Regions from separate parts of the Mus musculus genome. Here region 2 is linked to region 1. A link is a loop called in an ENCODE intact Hi-C map of the cell type or tissue named here. Cell type or tissue: gastrocnemius. All regions are shown on one strand. Links, peaks and the distances in the headings refer to the core of each region. The heading gives the core; the rest is flanking DNA.

Region 1 (8,366 bases), core at 216-8,215:
CTTCTCTCTGTATAAGAATTCCTGTGGTAGACCAACTAGAAGACAAGATAACTAAGACAAAGGCTATCTTTAGATTAATATACAAAGATGTGTATCCTGTAGTTTCTTTTCTATCAGAGCCAACTCCTTTTCAGCCTCAGTTGATAATTTTGTTTGGCTATTTAAGTCTTTATCATGTGCAAAGTTTGAAAAAAAATACTTAGTTCTTGAGTAGTCAAGCCAATTGTAAGCGTAAATCAGTTAATATCTCCCAATCATTTCCAGAAACCATTAGGAGTCCTTAATTGGGCTCTCCTAATTTGTAGCATTTGTTCTCTAATATTTCATAGACTTATTTAATATCCTATGTAATTAATAGAATCTCCTCTCTGTTTTTTATCAGAAGCAATTTGTAATACCCAGTGAGACAAGGTTTTCTTTTTTTCATCAAATATTCTTTCCAAGTTATTTGTATCTGAACCAATCAATAAGATATCATCCATATACTGGTAAATTATAGATTGAGGAAATTATCTCTAATGGTTGTTTGACAAAATATTGGCACAAGGTAGTACTGTTTAACATTCCTTGAGGTAGGACATTACAATGGTATTTTATTGGACAGCTTTCTATTAAAAGTAGGTACTGAGAATTCCAAGGGCTTGTGGATTCTTCTATATACTGAGTCCCAAGCTGCTCTTGGACTAATTGTTCTAGTTCCTGTGATTTTCCTTTTATCACAGACCATTGTTCAATCCCAATGGGATAGTCAGTTAACCACTTTAGTGGTAAGATTGTCAGTGTTTTGTTGGACTGACCCTGTTTGAATGTTAACTGCCTTGTCAACCATTAAGTGCTTACTTACAAAGTCTTGGCCTTAGTGGAAAAGTACTGGTTTAGTTGAGATTTCTGTGGGAAAAATTGAAGCCTACCCCTAGTTAAGAACAAATAGCTATAGATCTTGTGGACAGGTACCTGGCTACCCACTCTATTCTGTTCCTCCTGCTGAACTTTTTACCTAGCCAATATTTAATCTCAGATATAATTGAACATAGCTATTATTATTTTGTAAAGTAAAGAGACTTTATAAAGTACAAGAGACCTAACACCCAGTCCATCATTTTGTTAATTAAACAGAACCTCTGTCATCTATCCTTACTTAAAAGACTTATAATTCTACATCTGGCTATGTCTTGGCTTTAGATTGAATGCCATCTGAACACCATCCTCTCAAAACTGTTCCTCTCAAAGTAGAAAGCCTGGGTTGACTAGGAGACTATGCAATTTTTCAACCCCATCAGAAATCCAAGATGACTGATATTAACTGAAAACATACAGAAAGCCTAAAACAGCTTCCAAAACTTATCCAATCCATAGAGACCGCTGGTCACCTGAACAGTCCCTTACTTCAGTATGTTGGAGCACCGGTCTTCAGCCTACTGGCCAGGGTAATCTGACAGACTTAGAGAAACAGGAATTTTAAAGACTAGCCTACTCTGTCTCAACAGAATCAAGCTATCCTAAGCTGTAATTGTGTCCTTTCTTTGGAGAGTATTATGTCTGTAGATGAATGAGGCAATTCTTGCCTAGTGGTTGTTTTGCCACAACTGGAGTAACTCAAAGATGCTCAGTTTCTTCTTTGAGTCCAAGACAGGGAAAGCTTTCAGGAGCAGACTGATCTCAAAGACTAGTGAATAAATAACACTAAAATTTACATTCTGTGGACTTCTGATGTTTTTGTAAGCCAACTATGTTCAGTAATCTAGAGTGTTCTTTGTTAACTACTCTCAGCCATTTCTAATTAAAATAACTGAGGATATCCTAACAATAAACTCAGAGCCATGAATTTCCTATTTGGCCCTTAGCTCACAGGCTTAAACATCTCAGATCTGTTTATAATAACAGCAATATAAGGACGGGGTTCAAGCCTTGTACTTCAAAATTTTTAATATCAAAGACAACCTATAATAACCACCCCCAGTCCCAAAACCTAGGGAACTGGGATGATGACTCTTCATAACTTCTTCAAGCTGAATATGGATGTTGAGATATTTTTGATGGGAGAGGGAAGGGTAAGGAAATGGGAGAATTAGTTGGCCTTAAGAAGGCTACACCAACAATTGTATTAGTCTCTGATGGATCCTGATGAAAAACCAAGACATCGGGAGTTCAACATGTCTGACGATGAAATTCACCAAGGCTATGTATTCTGTAATATATAAATCTCAAATCAAAATTTTAGTATCATCAAAATAAACTTTTTGTTTCATTCTCTGGAATCTAGTTCTCAGGGGGGTCTCCCCCTATCAAATCTGATCCATATAACTCTGGAAGTTATTAAATACCTTAATCACCTTTTCCAAAAACAAAAAGACAAAACCTTTTCCCCAAATCAGCATACCCTTCAGCTGGTAACCAAGAAAACCTGTAGCCCTCTGTCCCAGAGGAACAATAAAACCAGCACAATATTCAAAATCACATGCATTTTAGCCTATTTAGGCCTTTCTAATTTCTCATGTCAGGATTTAAACCCAAAATTCTGTGGAGCCTACATTAGACAGAATATGAGTCTCCTACAGACTTTATTATACAGTCTTTAAAACAATTAATTCACACTTCTGTTTTCCTTTCCTTTTCTTTGCTCTTTCCTTTCCTTTGCTCTTTCCTTTCCTTTGCTCTTTCCTTTCCTTTGCTCTTTCCTTTCCTTTGCTCTTTCCTTTCCTTTGTTCTTTCCTTTCCCCTTTCCATACCTGCTTATAAGAAGCAGCTTGTCAAACAAGGATTTAAAGCTAAAATTCCCATAAAGCCCACGTTAGACAGAATATGAGTACCCTGTAAAACTTGTTAGGGCACTCTCTACCTTGAACCACAGACTTCAATTAATTAATACCTCTTCATAGCAGGTGATTATCACTGCTCTCTCTAGGAGTCAGTGACTAATAATCTCTATCTGGTTCTGAACCACAGGTGAAATTTCCCATCTTAGGTACTACACCTAGTTATAAGAGGCAGCTTGTCAAACCAGGATTTAAACCCAAATGTCCATGGAGCCCATGTTAGACAGAATATGAGTATCACATACGCCTTATTAGAGCACTAAATTTTTATACCTTCTTCAAGTATCAAAAGGTTATATTTCTCTCTTTATAGAAATGAATTACGTGGTACATAGTCCTTTGTACTTTAGTCTCCCAATTATTTATTCACAGGGAGAAGCTGAGTGTAAAAAGATCCAGGTTGTCTGTGTCCTTGTTTGGAGATGGGGTAGGCAGGGTGGGGAACGAAGGATATAGGGAAGCAAACACAGAAAGGCTCTCTCAGGCATAGATGCCCCTCTGCTGTTCTCTGTAGGCCCCTGTGGGGCACTGGGCTATGAACAGACAGCCTGGTTTCCAGTTGAGCTGAGGTATAAACCCCAGGACCTGGTGCTGATAATTTACCTACATGGGACAGAAGGAGTTCTCTCGTGTCTCCTGGAACCCTGGCTCCTGTTACCGCCCCCTCAGCCCCCACAAGAGAAGCATGGTTAGTAGTCACGTAGACAATGTCCCAAGCTTCTGACCTTCAGGCTAAACTCCTCCCAACTATAAGAGGGGCTATTTGGCCCCTCCTCACTCTTTCACTCCTCTCACTCTCTTGTTCCAACTCTCCTCTCCTCTCTCTTCCTCTTACTCTCTAGCCTTTCTTCTCTCTTTCTCTTTTCCCCTTCTCTCCTCTTGGTCATGGCCAGTCTCTCTCTCTCTCTCTCTCTCTCTCTCTCTCTCTCTCTCTCTCTCTCTCTTACTTTCTGTCCTTTCTCCTTCCTTGCCTTTCTATAATAAAGCTCTAAAATCATAGACTGTCTCTGTTCATCAAGGTCCACTGCACAGACTCTCGCCTGTGTGGGAAGCTCTCTCCCATAACCCCAGGGGACAGGGTGTTGGCCCAGGTCCCTGGTCAGGGGCTGACCCTTGTCCACACCCTGTTGAGTGGGGTCAGTGGCTTAGATGCCCACCCGGGACCGAGTGGAAAGCATCTGGGAGCCCACCCATGTCTGCCTGCCCAGAGCATAGGTGGAACTCTGGCCAGACGTGGGCTATCCTCCTTTCCCTCTCCTTCCCCTCTTTCCCCTTTTTAGTTCCCACAGGTTCCTTAAATCTAGCCAGCTTCAAATCCATATTGCTATAGGCTAGGTGACTGCCCAAGCCTCATTCAAGGGTTGGAGGGCAATGAATTTTTATCTCAGTTTAGTTGAATTCAAATCAATACATTAGGCACCATTTTGTTGCGTTAAATCTCCCATCCCAAATATGCCCCAGCAATGAAAACACAACACAGTTAATATGATTACATGCTGTGAGCCTAGATTGGGCAGATGTACCACTATACTACCATCTTCCACAGCTTATGAGACCCCTTAGAACTTACAGTTTCTCCAGGCCATGTGCTTCTGCTCAACTTGTCTCCTTCTTCCTCCTCCTCTGCGTCCTCTCCCTCTTCCATTTTCTCCTTCTTCTCTCCCCCCCCCTTCTGCTCCACTTTCCCTTTTATCTGCCCAATAAGCGGCTCTCCTTTATTTTACAAATTAAGGTGGGAAACAGATTTACAGGAAATCACCTGATTGCTTACTCATTCCTTGTTCGCTGCCACTCACAGAAAAATGGAATCAAATATAATTAGCCCCAGGGCTATCCACAACATTTCCCACTTTCTGTCCAATTAAAAGACTATTTTATCTCAGATATAATTGGACATAACTATTATTATTTTGTAATTTAATTAGCCCCAGGGCTATCCACAACAGATACCAACAAAAATCATTTGGCACAATAAAGCACAAAAAATCGTCCAAGCATTACAACTCTGAAAATATATATTCAGTGACTCACAAACAGAACAGGTAACATCATTATAAATCATCAAAATATAACAACTCTAAAAGGATGTATTCAGTGGGGGCTGTCATTCAAGGCTAGTGGCATATTTCCAGGAGCAGGACAATAAATCTTTAACGGTCAGTGCTCTAAACCACTGACCTAACTTTCAAGCACCATGGTCAGTTATTATTTATCATCTAGTGCCTGTTTTTTTTATAAATCTTCAATGTATAAATTTAAACTGTTTTAATTCTTTCTAATTAAAGCTTCCTTTACCATACACCAAAATCCACCTTTGATGACACACATCTAACCATATGAAATTTTATTCTTGGGAAAATTTTATCTATCATAATAGTTTTGTAAATGATTTAGAAAGTAAAGCATTGGTTTACCGGGGGATAAGGTCATGTTAGTGGTGCCATCTCTAGGAATAGTTTCTTACCCATTATTCTCACTTAAGCTCTTGGCCTAGGCTGCCAGGAACATGTTAAATAAGAAAGGGAATAAGAGAAAACAGAACAGATAGATTGCCATAAGAATTATGGCTCAATATTTTTTCTCCAGCAAAGAGTTCGGCAATTGGTTCCAGGAGGCCTCCCCCTACTGAGGTCAATCACCTCAGTCTGTGGAACTTGTCACACAGATTCTACTGGAGATGGTGTGGCATCTACCATTATCTCACACCTTTAAAACCATTCTCACACATATTCCCCAGATTTCTGCTTGAATGAATTAGCAAACTCATTAAGCTCCTTAGTAGTGTAGTTCATTTCCTCATGGAATACACATTCTATATCCTCTCTAGGGGCTTTGAGTCTCATTATAGGTCTAGAAGAAACTATTGTGGGCTTTGAGGAATATCAGTATTGTCTTGCCCCACACTTTCTTCAAAGAAAGTCACTGCTGATATATCAGACTCTGAGGGATTATTTTCTTCATGTGAAAAAGGCTTCAAGAGGTGGATCTGAAGGTACTACTTCCTCAGGTGAGCTAGACCCTTCAGAATCTGAAGAGTCAACATTCTCAGCTTCAACAGGGTCCTCCCATGCATCCCCATCCCAAGTTATAGGATCCCCTTCTTTGCCAAATATTGCCCTTACTTAACTGAAGACATGCTCTGAGGCTGAGACTTGAATTTTCACTGTAATTCAGCCAACCTTATAATATGAGCTTCAGTTTGATTTTCTGCTGTAGAGAATATTTTCTTCAAGGGCACATTTAGAAAACTTTAGATTGCTTATTTGCATCTGGAGCCAATCAATTCTATCACATAGCTCATTATTTTCCTTCATCAATTTTTCCAGAGATACTAAAAGCAACAAACAAGCAAAATCATTTTCATATTTCCCCACAAACTGTAGAAAGTTGTGTACACTGGGCCATCCTATACGTTGCCAGTTATAATTGATGGATCAAGAAAATTAAAGGCACTAGATTCTTTAATTTGAAATATAGTTTCTACCACAGGCCTTCAATATTCTCTGAACTCCCAGGAGAGAGAATATATGCAGAAGTTTCAGTGAATTAGAAGGTGCTGGTGAATTAGAAGGTGCTGACAAATTATTAAGCTAATTCCAGACTTTAAAAAGAACCATCCTTATACTTCTGCTCTTCTAGAACCACTCACAGTACATTTTTTTTATTAGTCAGATTTCTCTAGAGTCACAGAAGTTATGGAAGGTCACTTAATATTGAGGGAATTTATTGTGATGTCTTAAAGTCTGTAGTCCAACCACCCCAATAATGTTCACCTGTGAATGGGAAGTCGAAGAATCTAGTAGTTGCTCAGTCCCACCAGGTTAGATGTTTCAGCTGGTCTTTTGTAGAAGTAGGTGCCAATAGATATTCTGGAAAGTAAATGAAATCAGGTGAAAAAGAGAGAATCTTCCTTCTTCCAATGTCTTGTTGTAGTTCTCCAGCAGAAGGTGTGTGCCAGATTAAAGATGTGCACCACCTGGCCTGGATCTAGTACTTGCTTTGTCCCAAACTGACCTTGAACTCAGAGATCTCCTTGCCTTAGTGCCTGAGATTAAAGGCATGTACTACCATGCCTGAGCCTAAGCTTTTCAAAGCCACTATGCTTCAAGATCTCCATGACAAGATTCAGGTCAGAAACATCTGTCTTCCAACTTCAAGTCCTGGATCACAGGTGAGCCCTCCAATTCTGGACTGTAGTTTATTCGAGATTAGTCAAGTTGACAGCCAATAATACATAGGACTTGCTATGTCACAAAATGTATTTGGTGTCTGGTTTATTTGCCTCAATTGTGTTCTGTATTTCAGATTCTATTTCTAAGAGTCAAGGGGCTAAGGTAATAAAATATTGATTCAAGGAATGATCAAAAGTGAACCTGGAGTACATGATTAAACTGGTATTCAATTTCTAAAGAAGTAGCTTAGCATATAAAAGACTGGGATTTGGTCTGCAAGAAAGAACTATTTCAAGGAGATTACAGAATTTTCATCTTGCATCCATCACTAACTATGAATCTGTCTTCCTCGATTTCCATTCACCCCTTCTACAACATCTTCTCTCAACCTGAGGTTGGAACATGTCAAAACAGCAACTTATGCGTATAAGGGTATTATTGTGTAGATAGCTATCTGAACTATTTGTTTGTTTGTTTGTTTAGTTTTGTTTTGTTTTATATTTATTTATTTATTTATTCATTTATTTATTCACTTCAAATCTTAGTTGCTATCCCCCCTTTCCTGGTCCATCCCTCACACAATCTCTCTCACAATACCCCTGTCCATGTCCTCTAAGACATGGAGGCCCTTCTGTGTATCACCCAACATTGGCACATCAAGTCTCCATAAAGCTAAGTACATTTTCAACTTGATAACTTGTTTTCTTGATATTTTGTTTTCTGGTTTTAAACATAATGCACATTATTATGCTGACAAATCTATAGATCCCAAAAATTTGCCTAATGCTCTGGATGGGCTGCCTGCTTACATATTTCATTGCACCATGAAATCAATTTTTTTTTTGCAACTACACATTTACCCTAATGTAATCATATCCTTCCCAGCATTAAGTAATTCATTCATACTATTGAGGTTCAGACCTCCTATGTGATAAGTCAGAAACAACTTTACATTTTACAAAATGTATAGAGAGCCTAGGGATGAAAGGAGTATACTTCAACATAACAAAAATTATGTGGGGAAAATGTAAAGCATTTCCACTGATGGGAGAAAAAAGGAGGATGTCAAAACCTGGCACTACTGTTCAATTTATTACTTATAATATTCTCTAAAGCAGTAAGTTAATGGAAGGTAATAAAAGGGTTATGAATGGCAAAAGACACTAAGGTAACTCTATTTTCAGATGATGATTTTTTTTTCTACAAGATACTCTGAACACTACACAAGTGTTTTGAAGCTAATAAATAACTTCAGCATAATGGAATGATTCAAAATAAACTAAAAACCAAAATCTATTTCATATACCAATGATACACATACAGAAAATTCAGAAAATTTGGGCTATAGTCCCCCTCACATTAGACACAAACACACATA
Region 2 (8,366 bases), core at 314-8,313, 100 kb before region 1:
ACATATGCTGAATCAGACACTAAATTAAAGGAAATTTCAAGCCTCTTAAATACTTCTAATACGATTTTACATTCAACTAGTTGTGGGGTACCAGGATCATATTGAAATAAAACAGGGTTTTGAGAATTAATCACATAAGCACCAACATCTGTTTTAGAACCATCTGTATAAATATCCAATGCACCTGGTATGGGTTTAGATGCTGTAACCTTTGGAAAAGTCACTGGATGTTCAGTAAAAAATTGTAATAAGGGATCTTTATGATAATGATTATCTAATTCCCCATCATAACTACAAAGTAACAGAGCCCATTCATCAACTAAAGAGCTCAGGGTTTGTATTTGGTTAGCATCATATGGTGTAATAATTTTTTTGGGGGGGGCTCCAAAATGTTGAATGCATGACTTAATGCCCAAGATTGCTAAATGGGCTACAGCGGTGGGATAATATTCAAGAGTTTTATTAGGAGACACATGAGGATAAATCCACAATAGTTGACCTGATTTCCACACTACTCCGGTTGGTTGGCGAAACATCTTCAGGACACACAAATGTATGTCCTCTCCTTCTTTCCATCTACATAATTTAGCTTTTTCTAAGCACCTCTCTACCTTTCCTAAGGCAACTCGGGCCTCAGGAGTGAGGGCACGGGGGGAATGACAATTAAGGGTCACCTTTCAGCATATCAAAGAGTGGAGTTAATTCAGAATTGGGTAGCCTCACATATGGGCGTATCCAATTTATATCACCTAACAATTTCTGGAAATCATTTAATGTTTTTAAATGATCTTTGCGCAATTCAATCTTTTGAGGTGCTACATAATGCGAAGTAACTTGGGTACCTAAAAACTCTCCTAAATTTCCCATCTGAACTTTGTCAGGTGCTACAAATAATCATTTCTTTTCTAATTCTTTTACTAATTCTATATAAGCTTTATCTAAACTTTCTTTATTATTAGAAGCAAGGAGGATATCATCCATATAACGCACTATCCTCACTTTTGGAAATGCATCATGGGCAGGCTGTAAGGCTTCTCCTACAAAAAGTTGACACATAATAGAACTATTGGCCATGCCTTGAGGTAAAATGACCCCTTGATACCGTTTATCAGGCTCTTCATTATTTACAGAGGGGAGAATAAAAGCAAAGCACTCGCTATCACACAATGCAAGGGGAATAGAAAAAAATCCTTAATATCAATTATTATTATAGGCCAATCAGCAGGCAGGCTAGAGAGCAGGGGCAGGCCTCTTTGTATTGGGCCCATAATTTGCATTTGACTATTAATAGCTCTAAGATCATGTAAAAGCCTCCATTTACCTGATTTTTTTCTTGATTACAAATATAGGGGTATTCCATAGTGACTGGGAGGGTTTAATATGTCCTAATTCCAATTGTTCCCTTACTAATTCCCTGGCTGCTGCCAATTTTTCAGAGGAAAGAGGCCATTGAGGAACCCATACAGGTTCCTCTGTTTTCCAAGTAATGGGTATACTGCCCTAAACGGCCCCTAGGAAAAACCCAGTTTTTTTTTATCTAGTTTAAACTTGGTTGGTACTGGCATAGTACTGCCTTGTAATGACTTTCCCAATCCTTTACCTAGACATAATTTCTCGAGCTTGTGGGGAATACTCATTAGTTAATCTAAGATCCATCTTGGTTAAGACATCCCTGCCCCATAGGGTCACAGGTATGTCCACAATGTAGGGGAGGAATTTTCCTGACTTAGCTTCCTCATTTTTCCATGTCAATTCCTTAGTACTAATAAGAGGGGCAGTCTCATAACCCAGACCACGCAGGCTTTGAGATGATGTCTGCAAGGGACACTTTGACGGCCAATCATGAGTGGAGATAATACTGCGATCTGCACCAGTGTCTAATAATCCTAAAAGGATCATCCTTCAATCTCTAAAGCTAACATGAGGCGATCTCCTAATTCCATTGATAAGAAAGTGAACCGAGAACCTGTAGAACCTAGTCTGCTCTCTCCTCTTATTTTATTATTTGCTGGGAAATATTTATGTAAACTGGGTAATAGCAACAATTGAGCAATTCTATCTCCTGGGGAGATAGCTGAGATGCCAGCAGGGGAGGCTACCAAAACCTTTACAATTCCAGTATAGTCCAGGGGTTATCTGTAATCCTTTTAAAGCAGAAGATGAGCGGCCAAGCAATAGTCCTACAGTATCTTTGAAAAGGGGGCCTTTAAAATCTGTATCTATGGGCTGTACCCCCATCTGTGGGGTTAATACGAGTCTGGTGGTGGAGTGGAGGTCCAATCCTGCAGAGCAAGTAGTGGCTCTCGGTGGTCTCTCGGATGATGGAGAGGTGGCCAAGGTTTCTTCTAGTCATTCTGAAGAGCCCCATATATTTAAGGGCCCTGGGGACGTGGGCCCTGCTGTCCATTTTTTGGCCTGGTGCCACCATATCCTGCTTATAATGGTCGGCCTTCTATATCCTTTGTAGATCTGCATTCATTAGCCCAATGTTTTCCCTTCCTACATTTGTGGCATAAGCCCGACTGTCTAGGTTTATCTAATGCAGCCCGTTTTTCATTTTCAGGGCAGTTTCTTCTAAAATGTCCTCTTTGGCCACACTTATAACAAGTATCATTATTAGATCTAACCAATTGCACTACAGCTGCCGCTAGGCCTGCATTGGTTAACGGGCCCCCTAGTTCTCTGCAAACCTTCATCCATACTTCTAAACCTTTATGTTTATAGGGTGTAATGGCTGCTCTGCATTCCTTAGTGCATTGCTTATATACTAGCTGTTTGACTAAAGGCATAGCTGTATCAGGGTCAACAAAGATTCTAGTAGCTGCCTCAACTAGGCATGCTACAAAGTCTGAAAATGGTTCTGTGGGACCCTGCAAGATTTTTGTAAGATTGCCTGAGACTGTGCCTTTGTTTGGCAATGCCTTCCAGGCTTTGGTAGTTACCTCATTTATTTGGGCATAGACTGCTTTAGGATAATTTGTTTGATCTAAAGCAAAACGTCCTAAACCCAGCAGCATGTCTGCATCCCAATGTCTCTGAGGATCTTGTCCTGTAGCTAAATTGGCCGCTGCCTGACTATTTGCATATTCATAAGTCAAGGACTTCCAGTCTAAATATTGCCCGGACGACAAGCAAGCCCGAGCCACATTTTTCCAGTCCCCAGGGGTGAGGCAATATTTGGCAAGCGCCTCAATTTGTGCAACCACAAAAGCTGCACCCACCCCATAAGTACAGACTGACTCTGCCAGTTGCTTAATAGTTTTGAAATCCACTGGCTCATGATACCGTTGCACTTGGCCATCAGCAAAAACAGGGTAACTTAGACCAACTTCTTTCCAAACCTCCAGACAGAATGAGGTACCTGGTTTAGCAGCCATGGTGGGCTCCTTTCTTTCTGTGTAATTAGGATTGAAAGGCAGAGATGTCAGCACTTTTGGTTTTATTCTTTTTTTCGCTGATACTCCCTTTTTCAATGGATTGGCTCTATATGGCCAATCCGGATCATACCTATCCCTCTCATACTGAGCTGCCTCTTCCTCTAGGTCAGCTTCATCATCCTCACTAAGCTCTGATCCACTGGAGTCAGAACTTGATAGACTTAGCGATAAGTCTTTTAAAGAGGGATATACTTTTGCTAATTCCTTTTCTTTATTACTGTTTCCTTTTCCTTTTGTATTTGTCTTTTCTCCCTTTCTTTTCCTTTTTCCTTTTCTCCCCTTTTCCTTCCTTTACTCATATGTTCCTTATCTTCCTCTGACATGCTTTCTTGTTGTTCCGTAAGAATTTTCTGACCTACCTTAACTACTTCTATCAAACAAAAGCAGAGGCCATAAATTACAAAAAAATGAAACAACGATAAGAGCTACCCACACTGGGTCCATGGGCGAGAAAAACATATCCCCTCTTTTAACCGGGGATCAATTTGGGAGACTTACCAGTACCACAGTTCCCTGGCTGAAAAGTTCTGAATCCGCGAGGTTGTTGTCCTCGGGTCCCCATTGAGCCACCAGTTGTTGCACCCACCTCAGCTGGCAAGGAAGACACAACATGGTCGGATTCTTCTTAACAGCCTTTAATGCAGAAACGCCTCGATTCTGCTACGGGGGGCCCCGGGCACCCAGGGAGCACTGCTTATATGCACCCCACCTCTTGGATTCTAGCTCACTTTAGACCCCAACTAATATATATATATTCTGCCTTCCTTTTCCTTAAATTCCTGTTGATGCCAACAGAATAGGAATACTTATAAGAGGATTCCTGACAATTTCCTCAGAAACCAAAAGAAGAAGAAAAGTCAACACGGGAGCACTGTTAACTAGACAGCAGCACAGAGCCAGCAGATAATAAATGCTATTTATTGTCCCAACACTCCTAGTGTAGAACACCATTCCATTTCACACAAGAAAGTTGAAGTCCATGCTTGAAAGATCCAACATGATCTCACCATTACAACTTCTGTGAGCCATATAGAGTCACATCCTGCAAGGCTCTTCAATGACTCAGGAAATGGCCAAACAGGAGATGAATAGGCTGGGCTATTCTGTCCAAGAAACAGTTGATCTTATTTGACCTAAGTGCAGAGTTCATGGGCCACCTTAAAAACTGAATTAGAAAGCCATTTCACACAAACACACACACACACACACACACACACACACACACACACACACACAGACCCTGAATTCATGCTTTCAGTGGCTCTTTTCTTCCTGACCACTTGGGTGAACACATGAAAACCTCTGGACACTTGGAAGATGTTTCAGAGCTCCATATTATTCCTTTGGCACTTAGAAAACTATGCTCATCTATTTTTTTCTTCACCAGTCCCTAGGGACACGACCAAGCTGGCCACTACCCAGATGTTCTCTGATAACTTGCCTTTATGTTAAATAGCCAAGTAGTTTATTTACCAACCAAATCATGTTTATATTACATTCTATGTTGCTTATTTCTATAGTATTTTCTACAATGTTACTTAATCACAATGGATTTTTCATACAGAGGAGAATTTTGAAGATTATGTAGGCTGGTCCTGCATTGACTCACTTAGTTTTCATGACTCCTCAGCTGACTCTTGTAGGCTGCTCTGTTGATTGTCTGGCATGTTACCAGGCATTTGTGTCCCAGGCCTATTCTAGTGTCGAGAAGAGTGGAATATTGTAACTGATGAAAGGAAAAGTGACAGATTGCCCTTGTTTCTGACTTAAATGTTTTGCCTTAAGTAGGAAGAATCCTGTAATTTAAGAAAAATTAACTACTGAGGAAGTAGTTTCCATTTAAAATGAAAAGAAGAATGCTTTCTTTATTTAGTAACAAACAAGAGCTGGGTTTATGCTGCTAATAGACTAATAAATACCTTTTCTACAAGTCTTTAACCAATAGAAAATTGTCACACTGATGAAATTTAAATAAAGTAAGGAAAAAGAAAGGAAAAATCAACTGGCAGCCTCAATGCACTAAGTAATCTTCCACTGTAACTTAGTAATCATGGGGAGCTGGAGAGCTTTTTCGGTGTTTAAAGAATGTTCTGTTTCACAGAAGACCCATTTGGTCCCCAGGACACATGTTCTAGCTCCAGAATATGTGGCAGCCTCTTCTGGTCTCTAAGAGCACTAAATTCACAAACAGAAACTCACATGCATACATACACATGAAGAGTTCTTTATTTAAAAATTATCTTGGGAGATGAAATCAAATTTCAACAAAACCTATTTATTGATTCTTATCATTAGCTTTTTGTATGAGCTGAGTGTTAGTCTTTATCATTTGAGCATTTTAATGGCATGCTATGTTGTAGAATGTCAAGAAAAGTATTCAATGAGTGGAAAACATTCTGTAAATGACTCCTGGGTAGCTGTGGGTTTTCAGAGTGCACAATGTGAGTCAATTACAGTAATAGCACGAAGAGGATAGGGAAGGCATAACCCTGGTGTTAATGTTAGAATGAACAGACATTTGCAGATCAAAATGAAAGGAAAAATAAAGTAAGAATGAATGGTCAGAATAGTCAGAATGAGTAGGCAAAAATGAATAGAATACGGGCAGTTTCAGACACAGAGGAGAGAAAATTAATAAGAAATATACATATTTTGAACCACATGGAGTGCTGGTGAACTACAAAATGGAGAGAAGGATAATTTTGTCTTTTGCATTATAAATTTCAGGAAACTATGAAGGTGAAAGCCTGAGTAGTCTACATTCTAACATGGAAAACAAAGAGATGGATAATTTGTGACTCTTCTTGGGTATATGTATATATAAAAATAGGTATGTATGTATGTGCAGATAGATAAATAAAATAGTGGACAGATACTATATTGTAAGAAAACACATATGAATGAAGTGGAAATGAGTTATATCTCTGTGGGTTGAAATTTGAAGAGAATTCTCTGTGGAGCATTCTTTCATAAGGCAAGAAGTGCCCCTTGTCCTTGGTTCTAAAGAAGCTGACCAAGTAGAACAATATGTTTGTGAGGGGAAAAAAAAAACACTCAGCCTGTAAAATCAAGCCAAAATCAAGGGAATCTATGTCATTCAACAAAGACACCTGAATTAATATGTCATTTTGCATTTGTTTGGGATCTACTACACAGCTGTCAGCATAGAGAGTATCAGAAATAGTGCAGAGAGTACATGGTGTTGAATCAACTCCATGGGGTACCTGCCTGACAAGAAGACAAGCCTATAAAAGGATTACCACCCACTGCTTCTCAAGTGAGGTCATAGCTCCACCCATTGTAGCTAGCTAGTAGTTTGATTCAGCTCAGCTGTGAGAGAACAGGACCAGGTGCTGGCCCCATAGGTTTTGGGTTGGGTTTTAGTCATTGTGTTATGTTTTCGGCGGTGGAACCAAGGTCACTGTCCTAGGTAAGTAGTTTCAAAGCTTCTTCCTAATAAGCCCAGCCCTTGTTGTCTTGCAAGGGTCTTTTTTCTCTCTGGGAAAAATTTCTCATCTGCTCTCCACTGTGGCTAGGAGAGGTGGGTGGACCATTTTAAAGTAATCAGAAGGAAGAACCAGAAGAGTAGAATCAGCTGGCTTTACATTCTTATAGATATACTGTGATCTCAGGGGCATTAGATACTGTATAGCCAAAGTGAATGGCACCGTCCTTGTTCTCTGGAGGATTGATAATTTGGGACTCTGGTCCAGGTCAAAGGGGGGGGGGGGCACTAGGACCTTCATGGAGTCCACAATATCTTTATAAGTTGTCCAAGATTAGATCTAGAGGTATAAGCACAGGTTACAGAGAGTGAGGTTATCTAAATTAGATCCACAGAAGCATAGTGACAGAGTAGTCTTGTAATAATGTTGAGATCTCTGTTCTTAAACTGGGCTGCTAAAGTCCTATGAACATAGAGACAGCACTGACTAGTAGAGTAACCAGATACTGGTCATTTGATAATCAGGGATTCTGTCTACAAAGCTCTGTAATCCTGGATCTTGCTGTTTCACATTTCCATTGCCAGCTTCTCGTTTTCCTCAAATGGCCTAGTATATGCAGGAGATCAGGAATGAGGGACAAACTTGGGGTTTTGGAATACTACCTTACTGTCATGGAAGGATGCTGTTTCAGTGAACAAGTGGCTGCTGTGCTCTACCTCCTGAGGAAAGAAAACTCTAGAACATAGTGAAGAGTATTGTGATCAGATCAAAATGTGCAGTAGGCACCAACCCCAGAGTAGCCTCAGATCTTTTCTGGATGGAAGCCACTACATATTGGAAAAGCTGAATGGATTTATATAGAGAATTTGCTGTCCAAGATAACTAGAGACTCAGTGTCCCCAGGTGCTGGGGATAAAGAAGGGACCTACTCAATCGAAATGCAGTCTGAAAAAAAAAAAAGAGTGGGATCTACCCTGTTTACCAGAGAGCTCTGATCACCACAGGAGCAAAGAGGAAATAACTGCTCTGGGGAAGGTGATCAGATGTGGTCCAAATCCCCAGTTATATTAAAAACAATGGGGTGGATAGAGCAGAGCCATATCTGCTGATAGTGGAAATGAGGCAGAAAGGAAGAGTCAGGTATATGTAACTTGAGAGTATGTTTTGAAAAAGTTAGTGAGAAAACTGTGTGTACTCAACTAGGCTCAATGGGGCAGGTGAGGAAAAGGAAAAAGTGCCAGGTAAAAAGCGTGGCCAAATTGAGCAGTCACTGAGATTTTGATGTTTTTATATTGTCTCCTGAACCAATCCCTTCTTTTATTCGCACAGGTCAGCCCAAGTCCACTCCCACTCTCACCGTGTTTCCACCTTCCTCTGAGGAGCTCAAGGAAAACAAAGCCACACTGGTGTGTCTGATTTCCAACTTTTCCCCGAGTGGTGTGACAGTGGCCTGGAAGGCAAATGGTACACCTATCACCCAGGG

The links. Hi-C counts contacts between places; a loop is a spot of excess contacts. Peaks named below come from ENCODE experiments on the same cell type or tissue, not always from the same donor. Only the 100,000 strongest peaks of a DNase experiment are listed, where the experiment ranks them.
Region 2: it touches region 1 in a loop (6-fold over the local background); 14 of 42 quality-filtered maps call a loop at or near these places.

Annotation. Positions count from the first base shown.
Region 1 is chr16:19,097,571-19,105,936 of GRCm38, reverse strand. LOC105246083 (a long non-coding RNA gene) reads right to left here. Exons shown (of 3, transcript XR_875947.2): 2 at 6,590-6,685. It also overlaps Igl. Among named protein-coding and RNA genes, the nearest start is that of Gm35545, 120 kb to the left of the region's middle. In gastrocnemius, for the core only: no CTCF peak of the experiment used is centred there; a DNase peak (open chromatin) is centred at 3,914.
Region 2 is chr16:19,198,699-19,207,064 of GRCm38, reverse strand. It overlaps Igl, Iglc2 and Iglj2. Among named protein-coding and RNA genes, the nearest start is that of Gm35545, 16 kb to the left of the region's middle. In gastrocnemius, for the core only: no CTCF peak of the experiment used is centred there; DNase peaks (open chromatin) are centred at 3,163 and 4,841.